Linked DNA regions of Mus musculus: region 1 is linked to region 2. Evidence: chromatin contacts called from ENCODE Hi-C or POLR2A ChIA-PET data. All regions are on one chromosome and are shown on one strand. The core of a region is the stretch at or near the end of the contact, and the rest is flanking DNA. Distances in the headings are between cores, read along the strand shown.

Region 1 (5,553 bases), core at 2,932-5,431, 460 kb after region 2:
CTCAAATATTTATTAACTATGAAAGGGAAAATAATAACAATAATAGTGGAAAAACCCAGCACACACCAACTTAGCCAGGTGGCTGATATTCATATCACTAGCAATCACCTATGACCAGCATTAGGTATCTGGTTTGATGCCCTTAAATAGATAACACTTCTGTTACATTCTTATCCAAAGCTGCATAGCGCAATCTGATCATGAGAAAAGTCACATAAACTCAAGCTGATAGACAGCCATCAAAACAACACATGAAACACAGCATGTTCACGACAGATCAGGAAAGGCTGAAAAGCTGTCTCACTCTGGAGACCGAGACGGGACACCTAAGTGTAGTGGGCTAATGGACCGGATCAGAAAACAAAAGAAGGGCACCAGTGGTACTTTGACCAATGTTAATTTCCTGGTTTTGATAAGTGCATTATGGGTAATTTGCACTGATAACATCAGAGTTGGGTGTGGTGGCACATGTCTGCCCTGGGGTCCAGAGTCAAGAGGAGTCCAACCTGGATGGCATAGTGAGTTCCAACTCCATTTCAGAAAAAAAAAAAACAACAAATAAATTGCTGAAGTCAGAGGAAGCTAGATGAAGGCTGTATGTAAATATTCTGTGCTATTTTAACAACTCTTCTTTGAATGAGAAATTATTTTAAAATAAGGGTAGGAAATTAGGTTCTTACTACACAGGATAAATGGCTTGAACCTCACACACAGCCCCTAAGGAAGGAAACCTTACATGCAGAACACAGCACACAGGAACAGGTATATGCCTGTGAGTCACAATCCAGATACCAGATTCCTATCTCCTGGCATCCGTGAAAGGCATTTCTCTGGGCTGACCCTGTCCTGTGGAGAGGACCTGGGACAGTTTGGATGGGCTTTTGTCTTCTGGAGGATGTCAGGGTGCTGGAGGACTAGGCAGTGGATATGTTCTGAGGATGGGTCTTCCGTCCTTGTCAGTCGGGGTGTAGGGACCTATCAGGGGCCCTGCGCTCAGCCTGCAAGGATGAGGTCACTGGCTAAGTCAGCATGGGTTCTGATGCATGTCTTGTCCTCAGAGTCCTGGTAATGTATGTATGGGGGAGGGGCTCAGGCATCACCTAAAGACGTTTATTGACAGCTTGGCTCCTAGCTTAAAGCTGTTGTGGGGTGGTGGGCACTTTAAGAGGTGAGGCCCACTGGAAGGAAGTGAAGTCTCTTGAAGGGGATTTTAGGACCCTGGCCTCTTCCTCTTCCTCTCTCTCACATGTCTTCTCCACGAGGAAAGCTACTTTGCTCTTAGCACACACTCCCGTTCAGGATGTGCAGCCTCAGAATAGGCCCCAAAGCAACAGAGCCACTTGATCATAGGCTGGAACCTTGTCTCTTTATAAATTGCTTGTGTCGGGCATTTGTTGCAGTAACTGAAATTGAGTGGCACCTTCCCACTGGTAATGCACGGGGCTTCCATCTTCTCCACATTCTCCTCAATACTTGTTTTGCTTCTGTTTTGCTTAGTTGCCACCCAGACTCTGAGTTACTACCCAGTCCCCCCAGGGAGCCACCCCACCCTACTCATCTCGCTTCTTGCTTCCTTCCCTTCTCTTTCCAGCTACCCATGCCCTTTGCCTTTTAATTCCCACTGACCCAAAAAAGCAAGCAAGGAAGAGAAAGGCTGCCAAGCAAAGCAAGTCATAGTGTGCACACATGAGCATTTGGGACAAGAGTCACATAGGCCCCTTGGTACAGCATGTTGGGGCACCTATGGACTCAGGAGCTGGTAGTCCCTCTGCCCTTTATATTCTCAGGCAAACAAATCATCCAGGAGGAGGAGGACCACAGCCAGGTTAGACTCGCTGTTTGTGAAGGTTGCAGCCAGTGGGTCCAACCTCCCAACTTAGATGCAGGGAAATTCCAGATCTGAAGGATGAACTCCCAGGCTTAGATGTCACCGGGCCAGCATAAGTTTTCTGAGTTCTTGCTAAAGGATCACACCTGGAGAGGCACAGCCAACCAGGACCCAAGATAGTCAGGGTGCTAGTGTGAGGGACCCAGAGGCTGTCACTCTCCATGAGCCCTGCCTCCTCCACAGCTGCCACCCTTGACTAGGTGTTCTTTTGTAATAGTGACTTCCATAGCTTTCTCCCAATCTTGCTTTCCATAGCAGCTAGAGCAAACTCTAAGAACAAGGGGTTTGGAGAGTTGATATTCATCTGTAGTTCTCTTTAGGAGGCAGAGGCAAGAGGATCCCTGTGAGTTCAAAGCCATTCTGCCTTGGTGATGCACTGAGTTACAGGCTAGACAAGACGATATCCTGTGGCCTTGTCTCAAAAGAAGAAAATAAAAACATACACCCTAGGTTTGCTATTTCCACAGTTCTCAAAATACAGTCAACATTTCAGAATACCCAGAAGCTGGCTGGTCCTAGAGGCAGTTCTGGTCTCTTACCCTTCCCTGAATGCCACCTACGGTATCAACAGGGCTCTTATTCCCAGAACCAGTCACATTCTTGGCTAGATAGGACTGTCTCTTAGCTCCAGATTTGCTTCACACTCCTTCCCGCAGTCTATCCAGATCTAGTTATTCCACAAAGAGAAAGGAGTTTATTTACCCAAAGTCACACATAAAACAAGCTATGATTTGAATTTTTGGCTCCTGAAGGCCAACAGCTAAGTAGGGCTGACATCAGCTCTCCTAACAACACAGCTGGCATGCCCACAGGCATCAGAGCTCTGCAGGTGGGACCCACACCCTAGCTGTCTACACCCTGGGGCCAGACACATTTTCTGTTGACTGCTCTGTAGTGCTGAGGGAAAGAGATAAGAAATTGAGGCTGTTGTTCCCAGAGATCTCATTGGGAGGAACCTAGTTGGTTTTTTGTTTAACCAGCCTAGGGAAAAAAAAAGACAGACCAGAAGCAGCAATGGTGGGAAGGCAGATTTTCTACCAGCTTGACCAACAGCAGGTAATCAGTTCTGGGTGATGCTCTTGCCAGAAACAGTGCTTGTCTTATCTGTTATGACCTGGTCCTCAGCAAATACGCAGCAGGAAACTAAGAGGGAGTAGTAGGTCCACATTCAGACTCTGGTGACTTGGGGAACCTATTCCCTGATCACTTAGAGGTAAGGCAGTGGGCTCAGCTGGAGCCTTGATCACCAGCTTACACTTCCCTCAGAAGTACGGGTCTTTCCTTGAGTGTCCAAAGGCCAGGTTCTAGTTTTGACTCCTTACATCCAACCAGTGTCAAGGAAGGGGCTGCTGCCTCTTTTTCGAGAAAGTGGGGGCCTCGACATAGAGGCCCTTCTGTCTCAAGACCCTTCCTTGTGTCCATCAACAGACCACTGTAGCCATTCTCTGTAGCAAGGAAATAGCTATGACTATAAATCAAGACAGTCTGGTTTGGCCTGCCCAGGGAAGCACCAGGGCTCTTGGGAAACTCTGTTGTGAAACTCAGAAAGGAAAAGGCAGTTGATGACAACACTCTCTTTTTTTCATCCCCTCCATGCCACACAGAAATTCATCAGCTCTGAGTGTGCGCTGAGAATACACTCACAACCCCACTCTGTGCCTGGAAGTTTTGAGACAGTAGGTGACACTGACCCAGGCACTGTCAGGGGCTGTTGGGGGCACGGATGCAACGGAGTCTCCATTCCCAATGTCCAGCTCCAGCACTACCACCTACCTCTGTCACGATGGTGGACAGGAAGATGTCCTTGTCGTACTCCCAGCCATCCAGGCAGCTCTCCTGCTCCAGCTGCTCCAGATCCACGTCCTGTCCTGGCTCCAGCCCCATCGCAGAGAAGTTGGCGATGGTGGCCAGTCGGTAGCGGCGGCAGCTCTGAGGCACCTGTCGTCCGTCCTTCGTCTCCAAGGGGATGCTGTGGTTGCGCCAGGAGCTGCTCAGGTTCACAGTGTCAGGAACCAGGCAACGGTGCTCGGGGGTCCCCGCCAGGAACACGACTGACATACCATTGAAGCCATTGGGGATGATGCTGGCGCTGAGCAGAAAGAAGATGAGGCGCTGGAAGGGCCCCCACTCGCCCAGGAAGGCGATCACCTCGTCGTAGTCCCGCATGTTTCCACCTCTCCTCCTCAGCTTGCGTGAGGGAGGTGGGTGGAGAGAAAGGATTCAGCGATTGCGGCGCGCTGAGGGGATCTTCCTAGGTGGCTGCGTGCAAACACGCCGTGGGTGCTGCAAAACTCCCAGGGGTTGGCGCGGAGCGCCGGGAAGCCGAGTCCTCTGGACCACACCCCCGTGCGGCTAGGCAGCGAAAGGCCACTGCACTCCACCGATCTGGGCGGAGCTCTCGGGCCGGCTCAGCCTCCTGCTCCGTTCCTTGCACCCAGCGGCCTTCCACGCAGGCCTCCCGCCCGGAATCGGCCGGACAACGCGCGTGCAGCTAGGAGCTCCGGCTTTCTCGGCCCCACGTGGGAGGGAGAGCGACAGGGAGGAGCGTCCCGAAAGCCAGGCCTAGCCCGGAGCAGGAGTTCGTTGCTCCACAATCCCAGCCTGGATTATGAGCAGGCGGACCGGTCAGTTAATCAAGTCTGCGCTCCCAAGAGACCTGTGTGGGGGACAGGAGCGCCACCTCTTCACACACACCAGCGTGGGAACTCACTTATGAACCTTAGCATGGCCGTAGTCCATCACGGGACGGCGGCGGCCCGAGAAGCGTCCTTGGAAAAGCAGGATCCTCACCTTGCAAAGAGGCGACTGTGGACCTGGAGCCAGAAAAGGATGTGCGAGGTCATGCTGAGTCAGAGGCGCGCCCTGGATTAGAAGGGCTGGATCACGGGCCCCTGAGTCGTTCTAGTGTCCTTTCGAAAGATTCCCTGTGGCCTTTATAGAGACACCAGAGGGAAGTCGGCCCACTGAGGGAGCATAGAGGAGTCACCACGCCTGGGCTCGGTGTTTGTCCTTTTGCACTCTCGGGGCACCCGGAGTCCTTTATTGCGGCACGGTGCCAAAGCCTTCTTGGACTGAAAGGCTATTTGCAGAAAGGCCCATTCTAGTCTAGGAACAGAGGGAGGAAGGGACAGAGAGAGGACAAACTGGTGAGATTTGGCCCTCAGAACTGGCAGGGTAACCAAAAGCGGGATTGCCTTTTTTCTCTCTCTGCTCAGTATTCACATCTAAGGTCCTGGGCACAGTGTACAAGCTAGCCCAAGCTAGAGCTGGGCTCCCCTAGCCTGGGATCCACAGGCCTGGAGAGACTGTAAGGCTGAGTAGCCCAACACTTTGCACAAACCGGGTTGTCTCATCAGACTCTGGCAAGGAACTGAAGGAGACTTCTGCTTTTTTCTTTGTTTTTGTTAGTTTCCCCCATGAGTCCTACTGTTAGGCTGACTTCCCACCAGTAACTTACATTTCTTTTCCTGTCATTTAAGCCGCATCTCCTAGTATGCCAGGACACTAGCTTTTTACTTTTGTTCGTTTGAGACAGGGTCTTCGGATGTAGCCCTGGCTGTCCTGGAACTTGCTATGTAGACCTGGCTGGTCTTGACTCACAGAGCTAGCTCTGCCTGTCTCTGCCTCCCAAGTGCTGGGATTAAAGCTGTGCACTTCTGTGCCTG
Region 2 (5,532 bases), core at 1,730-4,229:
CCTTTCTGTGTATATGTGACAGGGATAGTGTGGAGGAAGGGAGGCCAAGAGGACTGGGGAACAGGACTTAAACTTTGACAGAATAAACTTAAAATATCCGTTATGCAACCTAGTGGACTGATGCTCAGGGGAGAGGTTGGGTGGAAGGAGGGTGGATCATTGGTTCTTCTGGGCCAGGTTCTGCACTAGGCTGTGGTGAGACAGGTGAGACTCTGGACTTACTCCAAAGTAGCTCTGTTTTTGCTGGTGGTACAGGAAATAAACTTACAAGCGCAGTCATTCTGGAAGGCCTGCTCCCCATGCTTCTGGATCCGATGTATGATGGCCATTTTTCTTTTATGTTAACTTTTGTATAGTATTAATAATTTGATTTTTTTACACAACCAAAAACCTTTACATCAGTGGAAGGCATTTGAACATAAAGCAATATACTCGAAACGGATTCATTTCAGTCTTTCAGCAAACATTCAAATACTATCTCAGAGAAGTAACACAAAGAGGAAAAACCATCTTAAAGTGTCTAGCCTCAAGAGGCTCGTGGTGGCCTATATAGCTCTGTGTAGTATAGTATGATGTAATGTAACATACATTCAAATGCAGGATCTTACAAGGTAAAATAGGCATAACTAGGAACATGAATTCTGTAGCATAAATTTTTTGCAACCTACTTTTAAGAAGGGTTCAACCTCTCCTCTAGCCTACCACTCAGCAGAGGGAGTGGAAGAGACACGTTATTAGGATGGAGGGAAGTGGACCTGTTCAACGATAGTTCTTTGGAGGTGAGCTTGATCTTCTTGGTCAGCAGATCAGTCCCATAGCAAATACCAAATACAACTCAGCAGCTTCAGACCAGTCCTCTAGGCAGGCAGACACCAACCATGAACCAACAACTACATTCCAGTCCTCTTGGCAGGCAGACACCAATCACGAACCAGCAACTGTAGTTCAATCCTGGAGAAGTTGCCAGGCTTGTCAACCGGCCTGAGGAGAGGCCTTAGACGCAGCAAGCTACCATAGGAACCTTATGAGCAGTTTCTTTGTTGAGTTTCTCTCAGTATCAGAGTTGAGCTCAATGTAAGGCGAACCAATACATGAATGTTGTTAGAGAAGAATATTGAGGTGGAGCAAATCAAACCAGTGCTCTGTGCTCGTCTCCCACTGTCAGCGGGGTCATGTTTCTACTCCTTCATCACAGGTCCTTTCATGAGTTTGCTCTATCCAAACACCCTTTCACCTGTGTCTGCTTCAGGAAAACAGTCTTTCACGTGTTTGCTTTAGCAAGACATCCTTTCACCTTTGTGCCCCAGCAAAACATTGCTTGGCATAACTTTCCAAGGAAACCAGAACTTTCCACTTCAAGACTCATTTAGAATAGAGACATCTTAAAAAAAAAAAAACCAAAAACTTTAGTGGCCAGCAAGATTGCTCAGTGGGTAGATGTGCTTGCCACTAAGTCTGACTACCTCAGCTCCATCAGTGAGGTCACACAGGGAAAGAAGAAGAGGAGACCAACTCCTGAAAGGTGTTCTCTGACCTCCACACATATGAGCTGTGGCATATGCGTATTGGACCATACACTTACATAAATAAGTATAAAACTGTAATGAAAGGATAGGGGGTTGTCATTTATTAGCAACAGCTGTGCAATGGTGGTCTACATGACCATAAGAAATGGGTATTTTACCTTCTCCTACTCAGCATCTTTGAGAAGTAATACAAAACATGTTTCTAATAGTCAAGACTAACTGTGATGTATTGAAGAGGAAGTTTTGAAAGAAGACTTTTTTTTTCTTTTTTTTTGAGACAGGGCTTCTCTGTGTAACCATGGCTGTCCTGGAACTCACTCTGTCAACCAGGCTGCCCTTAAACTCAGAAATCCGCCTGCCTCTGCCTCCCAAGTGCTGGGATTAAAGGGGTGCGCCACCACTGCCCAGCAAAAGAAGACTTTTTTACAATTAAGTATATGTGTGTCTCTATGAGTGGATATATGCATGTGAGTACAGTTCCCACAGAGACCAAAAGAGGGCATGGGATTCCCCTAGAGCTGCAGTTGTGAATGCCTGACCTGAGTGCTGGGACCCTAACTCCAGCCCTTTGCAAGATCAGTATGCATTCTTAACTGCTGAGCCAGTTCTTCAGACCCAAGATGAACATTTTGAATGTTAACACAGAACACACTTTATAATTACTTGCAACTTAAACTCTCCTATAACTTCCGGGTGTGATGAAGATGCCTTTAATGCCAGCACTCGTGAGTCAAAAGATCTCTGTGAGCTCAAGGTCATCCTGGTCTATCCAGTGAGAAACCCCCCCCCCCAAGACAAACCAAAAACAAAACAAACTCTCCCATAACTGAGAAACCCTAAGCAGTTCTGTTGGGCAAATGGCTATTTAGACGGAGCTTCTCCTTTGAGTTAGGTCTCAAACTCCCAACAAATGGTTGAGGTGCCTTTTTCACATATTAAAGCAGACCTGGATGCTCCCAGCATCCCTCAGTCCCTACCTGTTACAGGGTTGGCTGGCATAGTCCACCCCGTGAACCTTCCGGCCCAGGTGCTGAGCTGCCCTTCTGGGGTCCTTCCCTATATAATCCATCCATTTTGACTCTGCTGGTCATTTTCACTTTTTTTCCCCCTTTACCTTCCTGGCCTGTTGGTCTCCTTGGTCTCCGCTCTCTCCTCATATGGCTGGATCAGGGTCCTGTTCATTCAAACTTTTGGTGCAGACAGATAGTAGAGATAAACAGAACCCAACCCCTGATATTCCTCATAAAATAAGGAGTCATCAGAATCTGGTACGCTATTGTCCACTGTTGTTTTCAATATTTGGGACACTGCCAGCGCCGGAAGCTCCTGGCAGTCTGAGCGGGTCAGATGTCCTGGTGGCCTCAACATGAACCAGCTTTACAGAGCAGAGCGATGGCAGCACCCCGCAGGCGTTGCCCCAGTCTAGCGTCCATGGAGATGGACGCGGAAAGGCCTTGCGCATGCGTACTTCAAGAGCCCAGGACACCCGAGATTGGGCGGGGCGAGCTCAGAGTGCGCCTGCGCACTGCCCTCTGTAGCTGTGTGAGCCGCAGTCTCTGGAGCGCTAAGGTGTTGCGGTCGCCTGTGGCCAGCCTCGCCCCCAAACCCGGTGTTGTTGGGCTGCATCCGGAGTGGGGACGTTGGCGGAGCACCGGACGCGGCCACCATGCCGGTGAGGATGGACAGTCGGCCACGGGGGCTTCGGCTCATCGTGTCGGCCCTGCTCGGGGGCGCGGCCGTTGCCATAGAAGCGCGCGGCGGGCGGGGCAGGGTGGCCAGGCCGGGAGGCCTTGGAGGAGAAGGGCGGTGGGGCGGCGGGGCTGGGGTCCGGACGCATCGGGGGCCGCTCGGGACCCGCCCAGTTGCCCCGGAACGCGTTGCATCTCGCCAGGCCTGCTCTGCCAGACAGAAAAGCACCGCGCGGACAGTGGAGGCTTGGTGGCTGCGCGTGGCCACCATGGTCTTGCGGATGCTCGGAACCCCAGAGTCTACGCTCTGGCCCCCTACTTCCCTGGGTATAAGCTGTCATTCCGAGCGGGCACCTTAGCTTATGGTGCAGAATGTAACCTGTAGGTGTCTTTGTGCGAGTATGCGGTGGCGATTTGGTTACCTCCTAGGATTTCACGGATTGTTATCGTGCCATAATAAGGGGGTGGTTGTAAGTCCCATTGGAGAAGACTTGAGCCATGGTAGATTATATATTGGTTATGGGGCCTTCGATGGTTATTTACAGCGTCTGGGCCCTTAGTTCCTACACATTTAAACTTTCCTTCTTGGGGTTTTTATCAAGGCAAAATAAATTAATGCACAGGACACTTGAAGGACAGGGCTTGACATTTAGCACAAAATGCTCAGTGTTTGTTTATATTTATTGCTTTATTGAATAATGAATATTCAACAAAGATTGCGCACTAGCCGTATATATGTTAACTATGCAGGCGGTAAGGTTGTGCTAGGTGTTTTTAATTCAATTTTTATTTTATGTGTATGAGTGTTTGCATGTATGTATGTATGTGCACCACGTGCCAGGGGAAGGAAGAAGAGTGCATGGAATTATTTGGAACTGAAGTTAAAAGCAGTAGTAAGCTGCCATGTGGGTGCTGGAAACTCAGCCCAGGTCCTCTGTAAGGTCCTCTGTAAGTGCTCTTAACCACTGGCCCATCTCTCCAGCCTCATTACCAAAGTTTTGACTTTGGAGAAGAGGTGAAAACCATATACATTTAACAGAGAAAAGACAGCCTTAATAAATGAAGTGAGTAATCTGCATATGGCAGAAATTGGATCTGGTGAATTGGAAAAGGTTTCCATAAAGGAATGCTGGCCTACAGATAACAGATCTACTTTTGTTTTCAAAAGACTTAAATTGCTATATTTGTGAAGTTTCTCAGTTTTAGCAGATGACTAAAATACTTAAAAATGCTTTGAGCCAGCTGGCCAACACTTTGAAAGGTTGAGGGAGGAGGATTTAGAGTTTAAGGCTGGTCGGGCAGTGGTGGCACCTTTAAACCCAGCACTTGGGAGGCAGAGGCTGACGGATCTCTGTGAGTTCAAGGCCAGCCTGGTCTATGGAGTAAGTTCCAGGAGAGCCAAGGCTACACATAGAAATCCTGTCTCAAGTTCAAAGCTATCCTTGGCTTCATAAAGAATTCTAGGCTGCCCCGTGCTTCATGGGACCCAGTATCAGAACAAAACAAAAATACTTTGAGGCAAATAAAAGGATTTTATGGGTTGAATTCAGACCCTTGATTCCTTGTTTGAATCTCAGATGAATATACCATGACAGACATCAGTCAAGGAGCAACCCAGAGTCAAAATGTATTCTTTAAAAGCTCTCTCTCAGAGTCTACTAAATAGAAAAAGCATTTGACCTAGTCAGAGAAGTGTTCCCATGGGAACTGCTGAGCTGAAAACTGAAGGATAAGTAGATGTCACCTAAGTGAAGAAGGGCATGAGGAATGTTCTAGACCGAAGGACTCGAGGAAAGTCCGCAGGGAAGAGGAGATCACGAAACTCTGAGAGGAGGAAGAGTATTTGGTAAAGCCTAGAGGCTTTTCTGTACCTCCTAAACATTTTTGGCTTGTCATCTGGGGAGATTTTTACATGGGGAATAATGTGATTTGATTTGTGTTTACACCATCGTGTAAGAGGGCAGACGGAAGGGTGGTTTAATTAGATTCAGGAGCGAATGTAGGTAGTCGACGAACGAAGGCCCAGGTGATGCTACCTAGCCTAGGGTGATGAAGGCCAAACTGGAGAGAAACATATTCATGGCAGTCCTAGGATCTTTGTCATGTAAAATTTTGACAATCAAAACTTCATATAAACGTTCATAAGACATTTTTCTCTGTATGTCATTGGCCTTCTCCGTCCTTAACTTGTCTTGGGTGGAGAGGAAAGCCGTATATGGAGGTATCACATGGTAAAAATCTTACAGATGCATTCTAGGAAATGAAATTAGATGTCATGGGAGAGCAAGAGACAAGGTCTCACTATATTATATAGGCTG

What was found. A loop is a pair of places that touch in the nucleus more often than their neighbours do. ChIA-PET counts read pairs that join two places held with the same protein, here RNA polymerase II (POLR2A).
Region 1: a loop to region 2 is called in a map of v-Abl transformed pro-B cells, with 16 times the contacts of the local background. The contact joins the promoter of Slc22a4 here to the promoter of A430108G06Rik in region 2. A Hi-C loop is called at or near these places in 7 of 37 maps with a recorded cell type or tissue (CH12.LX, T-helper 1 cell, T-helper 17 cell and 3 more). POLR2A ChIA-PET finds 5 or more read pairs at or near these places in 1 of 5 experiments (Patski).

What each region holds. Positions count from the first base shown.
Region 1 is chr11:54,023,923-54,029,475 of GRCm38, forward strand. It overlaps Slc22a4 (solute carrier family 22 (organic cation transporter), member 4), which reads right to left and starts at 4,182. Exons shown (of 10, transcript NM_019687.4): 1 at 3,662-4,182. The coding sequence starts at 4,054.
Region 2 is chr11:53,564,334-53,569,865 of GRCm38, forward strand. It overlaps A430108G06Rik (RIKEN cDNA A430108G06 gene), which reads right to left and starts at 2,980. Exons shown (of 2, transcript NR_168001.1): 1 at 2,504-2,980; 2 at 321-1,381. Kif3a (kinesin family member 3A) reads left to right here and starts at 3,036. Exons shown (of 18, transcript NM_008443.4): 1 at 3,036-3,198. The coding sequence starts at 3,193.